Regions from separate parts of the Homo sapiens genome. Here region 1 is linked to region 2. Evidence: chromatin contacts called from ENCODE Hi-C data. All regions are on one chromosome and are shown on one strand. The core of a region is the stretch at or near the end of the contact, and the rest is flanking DNA. Distances in the headings are between cores, read along the strand shown. Region 1 overlaps NOD2 (nucleotide binding oligomerization domain containing 2). Region 2 holds the start of CNEP1R1 (CTD nuclear envelope phosphatase 1 regulatory subunit 1).

Region 1 (3,357 bases), core at 317-2,816, 680 kb after region 2:
TCGGTTTGGCAGGTGCATGGGCAGGTTAGGAGTTTAGTTTTGAATATGTTGGAGGTGTTTATGAAACTTTTAAGTGGAGATGGAAAATAGGCAGTTGGATGTGCAAGTCCAGGGTTCAGGGAGACAGTTCAGGCTGGAGATGAAGATGTGGGAGTCTGAGGAGAGATTGTATTCAAATATTCAATCCATGAGACTTGATGAAATCACTTCTCTTCCAAATGATTTACAGCCTGCAGAATCATTTTCCCTATCTTTGTAGGTTTATGTCTTCATTTTGTTTCATTTATTTTTCAGTTATTCACTGTTTTAGTGAGTTTTGAGTAGGAGCCAGATTGGATGCATGCGTTCAATTCACCATCCAACACTGTATTAACTACTTGAAACTCATGTGGTTGTTCGGTTGTTTTTTTGACCTTTTATTCTGGATGGAAGAGAGATGCTTATGAAGTTGCAGTAATCAGTAAGCCTTCCCACATTGCTCCATCAGCCTTCCTGGAAGAATAATGTCTTCTGCCTTTCCTGTAGGCAAGAAGGCTGCTTGATCTTGCCACGGTGAAAGCGAATGGATTGGCTGCCTTCCTTCTACAACATGTTCAGGAATTACCAGTCCCATTGGCCCTGCCTTTGGAAGGTAGGTGTATGTTCTCAGTTAATCAGAAAGGGAAGGGCAGTCAGTGCAGATCCATGGTTAAGAGCAGAACACACCTCGGTTAACATCCCATATGCTGGCAGTATAGCCTCCCTATGACTCAATTTCCTTGTTTTAAGGCTAGCACCACCCCGTCTCATTGGGATTTTGGGAGCATTAAAAGGACAAAAGCGTGTAATGTTAGCTATTAGCTTTCATTATCTCCCACACAGTATACTGACAATTGGGCTACCATATATTGAGGGCTAACTAAAGGTGTTACTTACCATCCAAACTCTCATTATCTGTACCGAAAAGATATGGACACATGTTTTGAGTTAGGGCTGGTATCTCTTGATCTCTGAAATTTAGCAGCTCACAATGGGAAACTCAAGAACCAAGTGGATCTAGAGACTCTGGTATCCCTCAGTGCCCAGGGTCACCACCCAAACTCAGGAACAGGAGGGGCTTGGACCGCACCACTTGAACATACCAGGCATCCTGCCAGGTGCTTTATGGACAATGTCTACCCTTTGCAACAACCCTGAGAAGTAGGTGGTGTTTTTTTCCACCTTATAGATGTGGAAACTGGGCAGGGAGGTTAAGTGACGAGGGAGGGGAAGATGGGTCTGATTGTAAATTGTCCCCACCTACACTTTCTCTTTTCTTGGGAGAAGAAATGTCAGTTGTAAAGAGAGAGTGCAAGCCTGGCACTCTTTAGGGCTTGTTCCTACACCACTGTAGGGAAAGCTCATTGGCACTGAAGCCCCCTGAGCTGTGTGTGGTGCTGGCAGATGGGTCTATCACCCTGGGCTGTGTCCTCTGGGCAGCAAGCAAGCCTGTGGGCGGGGTGGCTGGAAGTCTGTGCCTGGCACTCGCGAGTGCACCGTCTCATTGAAGAACAGGATCTAAACATCAGTGCGCCACAGCAGGGTGCGCGGCACGGAGTGCAGGCCCTGGTTTGGCCCTTGGTTGAGGTTTGCTGTTGACATCATCAAGCACAGCTAGTCACTGTAAGACCAGGCCAGGGTGCAAGATTCCCCACACTTCTAAAGGTGACAATTGGTGTGTTTATTTCTCTATAAAATGACATTTTTTTTTTCTGGAGAATTTTAGTATCATTGGTGATGACTGGAAAACCTGCATCAGAAATCAGGTCGGAAGAGGAAGATATATATCTGATATGTACTGGAGAGGAAGATATCTATCTTATGGTCTAAGTTCAGGGATCCTGGTATATTCAGAGGGCAGAAAGCTCAGCAATAATCATCAACTCTGGGAACAGAGGTGACATAAACACAGGGCGTCCCCTTTGTGTGACTGCAGATAGTCATCAGTGAGCTCAGAGCTCTATGAAAATTACTTGCTAGTTTTTGGGTTGAAAATAGTGGGCCAGTGTTTGGTTGGGGGCAGTGAGGCTGTGATGGCGGGGGACCATGCCAAGCTCCTACCAGCCTGGGACGCTAAACCAGCACTTCCCCATTTCCTGAAAGGGGAACTAAACTCTGACACAGGAAATGGTTTGCTTGCATTACTTTCAGGATGAGAAAGGAAGAGCACTGGCCTTCCAAACACACCCCGTGCATGAAAACTCTCCCTGCATGGGGTGCATGGGGAGGATGGGGAAGTGGAGGCAGGATCACAGACTCTTGTTCGAGTGCTCAGCTGGGGCACCCCGGTGACCCCGAGGCCTTCCCTTGCTAGGTCCACCCAGATCAATCAGGATCATCTCCCCATCTCGAAGTTTAACTTTATCACATCTCAGAGTTCCTTTTGCCACGTAAGGTAACATATTCACAGGTTCTGAGAATCCGGACATGGACATCTTTGAGGGTCTATTGTTGTGCCTACTATATCCATGAATAATAATGATAATAAGCACCATTTTTTGAGAGTTTGCCATGTCAGATATTCTTTTAAACTGTATTTTATCTCGCTGCCTCCTGAAAAAATCCTTCCAGGTGTATATTGTCCCCATTTTTACAGATGAGAGAACTGAGGCCCAGAAAGGCTAAATGGCTTGCCCAAGTGTATGGTGGACCCAGGTTTTCAAACTCAGGTGTGTCTGGCTTCAGAGACTGGGCTCCTGAGCCCTTAAGCCCTTTGTTCCCCTTTAGAAAAAGTCACCTGAGGCTGAGTGGTGAAGGGATTTATCCAAAGCCACCCGGCCACTATGGCAGGACAGATATCAGAATACAGGTCTTCCGATCCCAGCCCAGAGCCCCTTCCCGTCATCTAGAACTCCTCCTGGTGTCAGTAATGATAACGGCAGTCACTGATGTCTTTTGAGCACTTACTTTGTGTTGAGCACTTACACTGTGCTAAGCACTTGACATAGGTCATCTTAGTTGATCCGTGTAAAACTCTGTGAGGTAGTGACCAACATTTCTCCCACCTTACAGAGGTGGAAACTGAGGGTTAGGAAGTTTCCTTGACTGTCCTCAAAGTGCACAGCTTGTGAATGGAGGAGCCAGGATGGGCGCCCGCTGGCTCTCCTATCCCTTCAGTTATGTCAGCGTCCCCCGCAGCAGCCCATTGTCTGGTTAGGTCCCGTCTTCACCATGGTGCCACCTTCATCTGCCTCTTCTTCTGCCTTCCAGCTGCCACATGCAAGAAGTATATGGCCAAGCTGAGGACCACGGTGTCTGCTCAGTCTCGCTTCCTCAGTACCTATGATGGAGCAGAGACGCTCTGCCTGGAGGACATATACACAGAGAATGTCCTGGAGG
Region 2 (3,017 bases), core at 424-2,923:
GAAGGGTGAAGCAGGAATTTATGCCAAATGGGTTGGCCAAGTATACATATTTAACAGGTTATAGGAGAAGCTATTCAGGAAAGAGGGGTGCACACATGCATAATAAACAATCATGCATGTTACATGGGTCACATGTTCACTTTGGGGTAGAGACTTAACATTTAAATGCATTACAGTTAGACCCTTTACGTCAAAAGGCGAAGCAGAGAACATAAAGGCACTCATTGTGCAGCCTCTGTAGACTGGCTAGGGCCAATCTATGGTGGGTGGTCTCTTATCAGGAGAAAGTTACTGAAATCAGTCTCTTGTCTAATGAAAGCAGGAGTTATGGCTTGTGGAACAAAGGGATCAGTTAGTCAGTGACTGGTACTTGGTAAGCTGCAATTGTTTTAATATTGCTTGTTTAGCTGCTAGAGGAAAAAAACGAACATTGTGGCAGTTAGAACATCGTTTATTCTTTAAGTGTCTGGGTCTTGAGTGATTTAACCCTTGCCTGGCAGGGCCTTAGGTCTTGTTTATAAGTTGGTATGTTACTGCCACAAAAAAATCTAGCCCATCAGTCTTAGATTCTTTTTTTTTTCTTTTTCTTTTTTGACAGTCTCACGCTGTCACCCAGGCTGGAGTGCAGTGGCTCACTGCAACCTCCGTCTCCTGGGTTCAAGTGACTCTCGTGCCTCAGCCTCCCAAAGAGCTGGGATTACAGGCATGCACCACCACGTCTGGATAATTTTTTTGTATTTTCAGTAGAAACAGGGTTTTGTCATGTTGCCCAGGCTGGTCTCAACTCCTGACCTCAAGTGATCCACGCGCCTCAGCCTCCCAGAGTGTTGGGATTAACAGGCGTGAGCCACCGCGCCCGGCCAGGATCTCTATTTTAACACAACTATTCTTATTTGAAATCAATTACTTATTTGCATGTTTGTTGCCTGCTGTAGCCCTTCCTCTTTGCGGGCAGGAATCCTGTCTACCTGGCTCACACGCGTATCAATACAGTGTCTAGCATGTTAGGCAATAAAATGATTTTGAATGAAAGAATGCCACCAATAAATGAACAAGAAGGCCTTGTGATCAAATACAAATGTAGTCAATCCCTTACAGATCTCTTCTTAAGTTATAGGTATTTGGGCTTACACTTTGCCTCATTTAGGAATTATGAAAGCTGGGTGATGTGAGAGGAAAGTAACCAAGAGAGAAGTGTTTACTTAAGGGGTTGGTTATCTAGGATACCATAATTAAGGAAACTGGTTATTTAGGGTTCTAGTTAGTTCTGTACAGATTTCATTACTCCTTGAGATCCTTGAGGACAGAACCAGCTCTTTGATTTCTGTATCCCTCGCTAGCGACCAGAATAATGCCTGGAAGGTAGTGGGCGCTCAATCAACATTTGACGAATGAAAGAACCAAGCGGGGAACGGGGGATAAATGAATGAACGAACTGGCTCCGGAGGGCTGCAGTTCCTCCCCGGGGCAGCAGGCGACGCCAGCGTTACGCCCGCCTGGCCGCCGGCAGTTCTTGGTCCCTCCGGCTGACCGTCCAACGCTAGGCGCCGAGGCCGGTGCAAGAGACAGCCAATAGAAAGCTGTCTTAGTTGGAGGTCTAGTAGAGGAATCCAATGAGCGTAGCGGGTCTAGGCAAGGGGCGGTGCGACGGGGAGGGGCAGCGGGGAGCGGTTAGAGGTGGGAGTTGGCGCTGCGGGCCGGGCGGGGGCCGCGGAAGCTGCGATGCGGACAGGGCAGCGGCGGTGACCCGAGCTGCCGCCCGACATGAACTCGCTGGAGCAGGCGGAAGGTAGGGTGGGCCGCCCGGGCCCGTCCCCCGTCTCCCCTCGGAAGCTGGCGGTGCTCCGGAGGAGCCGGCGTCGTGAAGACCCCCGCCCCGGGAGGAGGCCGCAGAGGATGGAGCTAGGGGCCCGGAGCTTGGGGGCGCGTAGGCGGCCGTACCTGGCCAGACGCGGGGGGCGGTGCCTCAGCTCCCTGAGTCCCCACAAACCTAGAGGGTCGACCTCCTCGCCAGCTTCTATTTTTATTTTCTTTTCACTGGCAGACACTTGCACTTCGTGCATTGCAGCCTGCTAATTCATTTCATTTCATTCTCACAGCCCCGCGAGTTGTATCCCTGATTCCTGCGGTGGTTTCCGGTAACTGCCAAGGTTAGGAAGTGCTGCTCGGTGTTTTAAAGTTTAAAGCACACCACTGCGGAAAGGATACCCCACCACTCACTCGGAGCAGCTTAGACGCCCCTGTCTTCTAGAACTAGGCGCTGCCTGGGTGCCACGAAGATCACCTGTACCCCTTCGGAGGGGGCAAGGGGAATGTCTTTCCACACCCACTCGCTATCAGTGTCAAGAAGTCTAGTAAGGCCAGACGGCGTAGCCATTAATTAAATATAAGAGCTGGAAACCGGAGGCGGGTAATTGCAGTCAGGTAGACCTCGAAGACTTTGATGTTAGGCACTACGTGGTTCTAATAGGAAGTTCTTGGTTCCCAGAGAGCTAAAACTCGACCTGATTTTAATTTTATTTGCAACCCTGAAAATGTTCGCTTTTGGCGCTGGCCGAGGCTGCTGCTTATTTCTCCCAATACCATTTATGAAGCTTCTAAAAGTAAATCAGCAAGTTTTCTTATATGAGAAATTGGAATTAAAGAGCCCTAATTTTTTGTCAAGTGCTTAAAAAGCTGTCATAGTAAATGAAATAAACAGTGCAGTGATACATGGAAGTTAGTGTGTAAGACCTGAAGCAGTTAAGAGTATCTCACATGTCGTCTTAATGTTAGGTAAATACTCTGACATTTCGTCAGACGAGTAAGAGTGGCTAATTAGAAAATTGACATCTTTATACCTAGATCTCAAGGCTTTTGAGAGGAGACTTACTGAATATATTCATTGTTTGCAACCTGCTACTGGACGCTGGAGAAGTAAGTTCCTGAATGTTATTTTAAGGGAAAACTAACAATTGATACTTTTATCCTAATATAGGAATGATTTGCTTTTATGTAAAATGTTTGTTTAAATTTAT

The links. Hi-C counts contacts between places; a loop is a spot of excess contacts on that map. Pooled maps may share reads with other maps.
Region 1: a loop to region 2 is called in a pooled map, with 2.8 times the contacts of the local background. The contact joins the enhancer-like site here to the promoter of CNEP1R1 in region 2. A Hi-C loop is called at or near these places in 1 of 37 single-sample maps with no recorded cell type and 4 of 50 pooled maps.

Annotation. Positions count from the first base shown.
Region 1 is chr16:50,707,330-50,710,686 of GRCh38, forward strand. It overlaps NOD2 (nucleotide binding oligomerization domain containing 2), which reads left to right. Exons shown (of 12, transcript NM_001370466.1): 3 at 526-631; 4 at 3,229-3,357. Among named protein-coding and RNA genes, the nearest start is that of NOD2, 15 kb to the left of the region's middle. RefSeq lists silencers at 2,078-2,287, 2,696-2,901. Within about 2 kb of position 1,567, at least 7 of the 41 ENCODE cell types and tissues checked have a DNase peak (open chromatin) inside an H3K27ac peak, as active enhancers do.
Region 2 is chr16:50,023,552-50,026,568 of GRCh38, forward strand. CNEP1R1 (CTD nuclear envelope phosphatase 1 regulatory subunit 1) reads left to right here and starts at 1,674. Exons shown (of 6, transcript NM_001281789.2): 1 at 1,674-1,789; 2 at 2,845-2,916. The coding sequence starts at 1,765. RefSeq lists an enhancer at 1,363-1,864 and a silencer at 1,678-1,987.